2 separate regions of the Homo sapiens genome follow, and region 1 is linked to region 2. Evidence: read pairs that join two places in POLR2A ChIA-PET (ENCODE). Cell type or tissue: Panc1. All regions are shown on one strand. Each heading gives the region's core, and the rest is flanking DNA. Links, peaks and the distances in the headings are about the cores only.

The links. ChIA-PET counts read pairs that join two places held together with the same protein. Peaks named below come from ENCODE experiments on the same cell type or tissue, not always from the same donor. Only the 100,000 strongest peaks of a DNase experiment are listed, where the experiment ranks them.
Region 1: POLR2A ChIA-PET joins it to region 2 with 6 read pairs; 2 of 35 experiments call an interaction of 5 or more read pairs at or near these places.

What each region holds. Positions count from the first base shown.
Region 1 is chr7:55,059,073-55,063,315 of GRCh38, forward strand. All of the region lies in intron 1 of EGFR (epidermal growth factor receptor), which reads left to right. Among named protein-coding and RNA genes, the nearest start is that of EGFR, 42 kb to the left of the region's middle. In Panc1, for the core only: no CTCF peak of the experiment used is centred there; no DNase peak of the experiment used is centred there; H3K27ac peaks cover 3,623 bases.
Region 2 is chr7:55,422,200-55,426,709 of GRCh38, forward strand. It overlaps LANCL2 (LanC like glutathione S-transferase 2), which reads left to right. Exons shown (of 9, transcript NM_018697.4): 7 at 3,055-3,231. Among named protein-coding and RNA genes, the nearest start is that of LANCL2, 59 kb to the left of the region's middle. In Panc1, for the core only: no CTCF peak of the experiment used is centred there; no DNase peak of the experiment used is centred there.

The DNA.
Region 1 (4,243 bases), core at 244-4,243, 360 kb before region 2:
CACCAGCACAAAAGACTAAACTGAACAAAAGATTAAATGTCACCTCTAAAATTCTGTGCAACAAGACTTCCAGCCACAGAATGTGCAACTCAGATTTCCAAGTAAAAACACACCAGGAAGCAGATCTTAGATCTCTGTTATCTCCTTGGCACCAGCTGGTATTCATCCTCAATGCTAGCTAGAGTTGAAATAAAGAGTGAAAGAACTTTCTCTTTTATTACTTAATAAACTTCCTTTTTTGAGCTGTTTTAGGCTTACAGAAAAATTGAGTGGCAGTTTCAGGGAGTTCCAGCACGGCCCCTGTTTCTTTCTCATGGTCCCTGCAGGTTTCCCCTATTATTAACGTCTGTCATTAGCATGGCACATTTGTTACAATTAATGAGCCAATATTGATACATTATTCACTAAAGCCCACAGGTTGCGTTAGGGGTCATTCTTGGTGGTGTACGTTCTTCAGGTCTGGACAAATCTATAATGACATGCATTCACCATTACTATATCACGCAGAGTCGTCTCCTGGCCCTACAAGTCCCCTCCTTCCCCACCTGCTCACTCCTCCTTCCCACCCTCCCCAAACTGTGGCAACCATTTAACTTTTGACTGAATGGATTTATTCTTATTCTGCCTTATTGTATGTACACCATATTTTAATAAGATAAAATAATAGTCTATAGTAGACTTCTGTAAATACTCAATGAATAAATACTTGCATGAATGCAGGAAAAATCAATCAGTCTTGCAGGATTTCTTATGCGTTACATCGTCCTTATAAGAAAGCAGTCATTCTCACCGAGATGTGCTGAGCAGATACTGGACATGTTCTGACCCAGATAAGGGCTGGGTGGAAGTAGGGCTGGAGACACAGAGACCCAGTGCCAACTTCCAGGACCTCGGAAGAACTGAAGGCAGAGAGGTCCTCTCAGTGTGGACTGGGCCTCTGCTGGCAGCCACCAGCGGGCACAGAGCTGATGTGTGTTATGCCACGTGGGGAAAACCTACAGACGATTCTGAGAAAGGCTCACAGGGACACCCTCTGCCCCTAAAAGAACAATTTAACTCTAATTTATTTCTGTCACTCTGCATTTTCTGACCTTTCCCAAGTGTACAGTTTTATATGCATTTAACTGCCAAATTGTCATGTGAGATTATATGGTTATATTTCATTAATATATTCTAGTTTGTTCAGCTGTTCTTACTGGGTGAATTTGTGTGGTTTCCTGACATTTTTGTTTTTAGTAGTGCCTCAGTAGTTTTATACATAATTACGTTTCCCTTCTGGATTATTTCCTTAGTATCTAGTTCAAGAAGTGAAATCGCTGGATTCTTGTGGTAAATTTTTGAATTTCACAGTATAATGCTGATTTTCTCAAAGTCTCACATTCTAAGAAAGTATAATGAGGCAAAACAAACAACAAACATCTTAAGTTGATTTTTTCCTAGCATCTTTTCCTTCCATCTTTGCTTGTAGAATCTAGACTATTTCATGAACCCAAGATATAATCAGTATCCTTCTTCAGTATGGCCAAAGTGAGTTTCTCATTATTTTACCTCCCCTTCAGGAAATGACTTTTCATCTTGTGTTTTGGGAGCCATAGATGGTTCTGGGCAGGAAACTGGCTTTGGATAGACCCAGCATGTAGATGGCTATTTGGCCTTGCTCCCAGTATAACGATGCAGTTCCCTGTGAAAGGGTATGAGTAGGTTTTGGGGCTCTGGATACCGTGTGGCCTGAAGAGACAAGGGCTCAATGCCAACTCTGCCTGTTTCCAACTGTGTAACCATGTGAGCGTCAAAAATCATGGACGTGCTCTGGTTAACACTGAGTGGGAGCTCAACAAATTATTATTTTTAATTGTTACTTGGACATGGCCAAGTTGACTACACTTTATGTTCTGCTACCTGCCAGTCTGAAAGTGACGCCACAGAAGGTGAACCGCATGTTGGGAGATGCTCCTCATCTGCTTAAATGAGGTGCAAACACAGCCCATGCGCCTGCTCTTCATGACTGTATCTGTACCAGCAATATTTGTATTGGCAAATCACATGCCCCAGTGGGAACTACTTAAGGGGAATTCAATGGATTTCATTCCTTTTATGTAATTGGCCACTTAGTAATAGACGTGTAGGTCTCTTGTGTGGATAAGGATTCTGCCTTTTATGTAAGATATGTGTTGCAATTCAGCTTTCAGGTCCCAGCCCCGGGAAGGCTCCAGGCCTTCACAAACTGGCCCACCCACGAGAAGGAAAGCAATTGTCCAAATGTGGGTAGCTTTTCTTCCCACTGTTGTCAGCTGCTTCCAATTAGCCCCCATATACATAATCCCAGTTTGTGTCTGTATCAGTACAATTCTCCCATGTCAATGTGAATTTTAAGCCACAGAGGGAAAGGGGACAGAGAATATGCTTTCATTCAGCTCTCCTCGTCTCACACCTCTTGCCCTGCATGCATTTCTTTGCTCTGATTAAACGAGCATTTTATAAGCCACATTTGCTGTGTGAAAGGCAAAGTCTTCCCTCCCACGGATGACGGTCTCCAGGGATGTGTGTGTGTGTGTGTGTGTGTGTGTGTGTGTGTGTGAGAGAGAGAGAGAGAGAGAGAGACTGTAAACATATATCTCTGTGAAACTTCATTTTCCATATGTGAATTTTTGGAACCGAGACAAATGGAACTTAGCTAAAAGATGGGAAAGGTAGACTGACTCTGACTTAATCTACTTAACCTACCAGGCAATTTATAACTTGATGGCCTAATTTTTGCAGCACCCAGAAGCAAGCCTGTTTCAGCACGGCAAAGGCTCAGCTGCTAAGTGGGCAGCATTGTTGGAGGTGAGCAGCTTAGGCTGACTGTTCATCAAAGGACCAAGCGCTTGAGGTTCGCTCATCGCTGGAGGCCAGAGTGGGGAGGGCCATTTAACTGCTCAAGGCCATGGAACTCTACTGTCAGTTTCAGGGAAATTTGGGACCCTGGAGCACAAACCAAAACTCCAATTAACCAGGAGAGGAACTCGATCCCCAGGAGATAAGTGAAGAGTAAGAAGTCTATCTTTAGAAACAAGAGATGTCCAAGGCTAGAAAGATGGGGAAGGAGGGTGGAACTGTTCTGGAAGTGGGTCTCAATCTCAGCACCAGCAGCTCTCAAGACTTTCTAGAGAAGGAAACTTCATTTCTGAATTAAAATTAGTCTTCAATGACATGGCAGGGATTTCGGCACACTCTCTTGCGTCATAGGCCACTGTGTTGGAGGCAGGAGTGTTGGCTTTGGAGGCATAGAGATTAAAATTAGAGTAACACGTGAGCACTGAAAAGGTTAAACAGTAGAGACATGGAGGACTCCCGACCCCCATGTACCCCTTTCTTAACCCTTTAATTAAGATCACAGCCCTAGAAATAGCTTGCAAAATAATTAACTACTGATCATTTATACCTTAGTGCTTCTGTGAGCATGTTTTCTCTTTCATTGCTGCTCATCTGCATGGAAAAATGTGCATGGGTTTCTGAATATAACTCCATGGTGCTTGCTTCCATTATATTTGTGCCATTTGGATCATAACTGATAAGCAACCAAAGAGTCCCATATTACTGCACGTTCCCATCGCTATTTTATGTGAAGGTGGTCCTGGGGGCTGTTCTGAATTCTCAGTTTCCTTTTTTCCCCTCCCCAGTTCTTTGAAAATATCAGAAACGGACTTGTGGCATCTTTGAAAAGCTACTTAAAATGTGCTGCTGTGCTCTGAACTTGAAAATGTGCTTTTAATACAAAGTTTGTGCAGCCCTTGCTGCTCATACGAGATGAATCTTACCATGTGGTGGATGCCCGTCTCATGCCAGGCACTGTGCTCTAAGCCCATTGGTTTATTTCAGTGCTTGAAATTGGCTTTCGAGAGAGGCACCACGGTTCCCTTTTTACAGGAGAGGAAACACCAGAGGATCAGAGATGGAGAGTCTTTCTCCACAAACTCACAGACCCCAAAGGCAAGCTCAGGGTTGTCAGCTTCCAAAGTCTGCCTGCTCCAGGACCTCATGTTGCATCTCCATTCTCTTCACTGAGGGTCAAATGGAAAGAACACATGGGGGTCAAGTTTCAGAAAATAAGAGAAATGAAGAAATATGTGCCCGGAAGCAAGAACGACCGACCTCATTAAACTGGCTCCCTTCACCTCCTCTCACATCTTTTTCTGCCTTTTGGCCAAGTTTTCTCTCCCCCGCATTTCCTCCTTGATCTCGTTTGAATCCTCTTCCCTGG
Region 2 (4,510 bases), core at 511-4,510:
CTTAGTATAGGTTTAGTGACAACAAATTGATTTTCATTTGTCTTAAATTTGTTTTTATTTCACCTTTATTCTTAAATACAGTTTTGCTGGGTGTGGAATTCTGGGTTGACTTTTTTTTCTTTTCGGTGCTTTAAAGGCAGTGTTCCGTCGTTGTCCACCTCTGTTCTTTCAAGGTCATTCTTTGCACTATTCTCTTGTATGGAACATGTGCTTTTTCTCTAGAGGCTTTCACAGTTTCCTCTTAATTTTGGGTTTTCAATAGTTTAACTGTTACATGCCTAGATGTATTTGTATTTATCGTGCTTAAGATCCTTTGAACTTGAATTTGTAAGTGTGTATCTTTTAGTACACTGGGGTGACTGGCCACTCTTTTCCTACAGGTTCCTGAGGCTTTTGTTTTCCAGATTTCTCGTTCTTCTCTGTAATTCGGATCAGATGATTGCTATTTCCCTGGTTTTGTATTCATTCATGATTTCTTCTGTTATGTCCAGCCTGCTCTTAAACCCACCCAGTGAGTTTTGTAATTTTACCTATTGATGTTTTCTAGGTCCAGAATATCCCTTTGTTTCTGTCTTATTCTCCCTTTCTCTTCTGAGGGTTCACTGATGATGAGTATAGTTCCCTTTTCATCTTTGAAGATATTTCTAGTAACTGCCTAAAACCCTTGTCCCTATTTCTGACGTTTGGGTCATCTTGGGATCCATCTGTTTTGTAGCATGGGCGCACAGGCCCAGGTCGGGTGCGGTGGAACAGGGACTCTAGCCCTGCCTCTGACTCCAGAGCCCTCGGGTTTTCCTTTGCATTGTGCTGTCTTTTCACACTTTCTGTCCTGTACTGCCCAGGGAAACTTACCATTTGGGGGAGGTAATGTGGATAAGTACATGGATTTTGTAGCCCATGTATGATTGCTGTAATACAATGTGGAGAAGATGTATCTGTGATTAAGTCCAGGAGCTTTTTTCTATAGTTCTGAATTCTTGGATGTCTCGCTGTTAGAAGTAGCTGTTTGCTTAGAGCATGAGTGTATGTGGTGGCAGGAGTGGGCATGGTAGGCTGCTGGTGCTGAGAAGCAGCAGTGCAGGCTGCATTGTGGGCATGGCTCTAGCAGCCTCAGCCTCGCAGGCGCAGGGACGGCATGAAGGAACCCTGTTCAGTTTCCCTGTGGACCATCACTCACCCAGGCTCCACCAGCAGGGGCAGCTCCAGCTCACTTTAGGGCTGGCCTCACTGTGTGATTTCAGAACACAGCCTCTCAAACAATATCTTCTCACCCATTAGCTTTGACCAAATATTTCCTTAGGATGGGAAAACATGTTTTCCTTTACAGTTCATTTTCAGAGGCTTAAGATGCAAGTGACAGGATGAAGTGTGTGTGCCGGCACAATACCGTAGAAAGAGTAATGGTTAATCATAGCCAGGAAATAGCTAGCACTTCCCATGTGCCAGGCACTGTTCCAGGAGCTCCATGGATGTGATCACATTTTAATCTTCATAGCAAGCCACTGAGGTGAAGGAATGTCATCCCTTTATAGTTGAGAAAACTAAGACATAGACTTTCAGTGACTTATCCAAGGTCACACAGTTAAAAGGTGACAGTAGGGACTCAGCTCAGGCTGTCTGACCCCAGAGCCCACATCTTAGCAGCCTTTGTGACTGATAGAGGGTGTCCTGCGTCTGATTCCCTAACAGCCTAACTTTGGGAACATTTAATCTCCCTGGTGATTTGCTGTGCCTCTGTTTCCCGCTGTGCCCTCTGTAGACACTGGTCGCAGTTCTCATGCCCTGCCCCCCAACCTCCGCCTTTTTCCTGAGGCCTCAGAGCCCTTCTCGGCTGAGTGTCCAGCTCATCAGTCACAAGTAGAGGGACCTGACCTGCCACCCAAGTAGTGATGACCTTTGTGCCTCTGATTCATTGTCCAAAACCCATTTGCACTGGAATGTGATGAGTTTAGCAGGTAGGGATAACTAAGAACAGACTCTGAGAAAAGGATCAGGAAAACAGTACATGGCCTGTGAGGAGAAAGAAGAAAATGTACAAGGGAATCTCAGGAAGTGAAAACCCACAGCTGCTTCTTGCCGTCTCTTGCCTTCACTGAGCCTGCCTGTCTCTGCAGCTGACCATATAAACAACTCAGGGAGGTGGTGCTTGCTCCTGGACCCCAGAAAGCTTTGTGCCAGCTTCCTTGGGATGGGTGAAGATGGATCTTCCTAGCCTGGTGGTGCAGGGTCCTCAGGTCCTGTTGATGTGTACTGATCAGTGTATTGGATACTCTTGCCCTGCTAACAGGGCCTCACTCTCTCGATTGCCTTCTACAAGAGCAGAAGTTTTAGAGCTATGGGATGTATGTGCCAAGAAACAAGGAAAACATCTTACCAAAAAGATATGGCAGCTTTAATTTTAATTTTAAAAACTAAATTTTAGCATTACTTTAGTAAAACCGTGAAACAGAAGGAGGACAAGGGGAATAGGCTAATGCAGGGGTCCCCAGCCCCCAGGCTGTGAATTGGTACTGGTCCGTGGCCTGTTAGGGACTGGGCTGCACAGCAGGAGGTGAGCAGCAGCGAGCAAGCGAAGCTTCAACTGTATTTACAGTCGCTCCCCATCACTTGCATTACTGTCTGAGCTCTGCCACCTGTCAGATCAGCGGCCACATTAGATTCTCGCAGGAGAGCGAACCGTATCGTGAACTGCTTATGCGAGGGATCTAGGTTGCGCGCTCCTTATGAGAATCTAACTAATGCCTGATGATCTGAGCTGGAACAGTTTCATCCCGAAACCATCCCCCACTCACCTTCCTGGCCATTGAAAAATGGTTCCACAAAACCAGTCACTGGTGCCAAAAAGGTTGGAGACCGCTGGGCTAATGGATTGAGATTGCGAGATTCTATGTACTGTGTTGCTGGTGTTTTTTTGTTTGTTTGTCTGTTTTTCACCCCCAGTGCCATTTCAGTTTTCCTAATATCATGCCATATTCTAACCAGAAAGGGAAAGTATTTTGCCAACTCATCGTTGAAACTGTCTTTTTAACACTGCTTTGTTTTTAATTTGCCCAGGTCTTTAAGGAGGAGAAGTACTTGAAAGAGGCCATGGAGTGTAGCGATGTGATTTGGCAGCGAGGTTTGCTGCGGAAGGGCTACGGGATATGCCATGGGACTGCTGGCAACGGCTATTCCTTCCTGTCCCTTTACCGTCTCACGCAGGATAAGAAGTACCTCTACCGAGCTTGCAAGGTGAGGGTGGCTCTGTTGGAACTGCTTCTGAACAACCCCGAGTGTGCACAGAATCCAGAGTCCAGAAGTACAACTCCTGTTCCTTCTTTTAACCTGTTTCTCCCAGTTCTGTAGCTTCCTCTTTTTCTTCTGGCACAGCCTTATCTGTGGTTTCTCTGGGCCACAGTGTCCCTGTCTGTAGAATGGAGAGGACAAATGTCAATGGCTTCTGAAGAATATGTGTCCTGGAGTCACTACGTGATGAGAATTACCACCTGTGCCATTTATTGGCTTTATGAGTTTGGATATGTCTCTTCTTCAAGCCTCAGTTTCCTCATTTGTACAGACAGAAAAAAAATACTACCCACCTCCTAAGGATGTTCCAAGCAGAACTGAGCTAATGTGCAGATTGTTTGTAATCGTCCTGCCAAAACCCTCCACGGCTTCCCATTGACTGCAGATGGAGCCTATGCTCCTCCGCTGAGTTGACAGAGCCCTGCGCACCTTGGCCCCTCTCTGTGTCTCTGCCTGATCTCCTTGCCTTACCCTGCCCTCTAGCCCGCCATAATACAGCCATGTTGCCCTCTCTAAGAACGGAGTGTGTCACTCTTGTTTCCGCTGGACCTGTCGTTAACTGTTCCCTTCAGGAGCACTCTTCCTTCAGCTCCTTGCCATGCTGATCTGAATTGTGACATTCTTGGAGGGATCTTTGAGACCCCCCAAGTGGATGATCACTCAGTTGCTCATTGTATGTTTTGGCTTGTTTCTTGAGTGTGTAGGCTGGTAGAACATAAGCTTCTTGATCTTGTCTGTCTGGGTCACTATTCTACACTAGTACTTGGAGCAGTGCATAGCACCGAGTAGAAACTCAGTAAACATGCACTGGACATGTGAAGATGAATGGCATAGAGCAAGACTCAGTAAATGTTTGCTAGTATTTTTATTATGTACACATTTCACAAAATGTAGTTGTGTGCACACAGAAAAAAGATTGGAAGAAAATACACTAAAGTGTGTACAGTGACCCTTGTTAGATGGAGGCATTGCGGCTGATATGTTCTTTATACTTTTTGAACATCTATTACTTTCTGAAGACTTCTCAACCCCAGTGGAATGGGCCCTACCTCGTTGGTGCACTGGAAAATGCACACACATCTGTGGCTCCCCCACTGATGGAAGCATGAAGGAGGCTGTGGAAGCAAAGAGGGCAGGGCCCAACTTGGCATAGCAGGTCAGCAAGGGATGTCTCAGCCAAGACCTGAGGGACAGCTCGAAATTAAGCAAAGGGGGATGAGGAAAG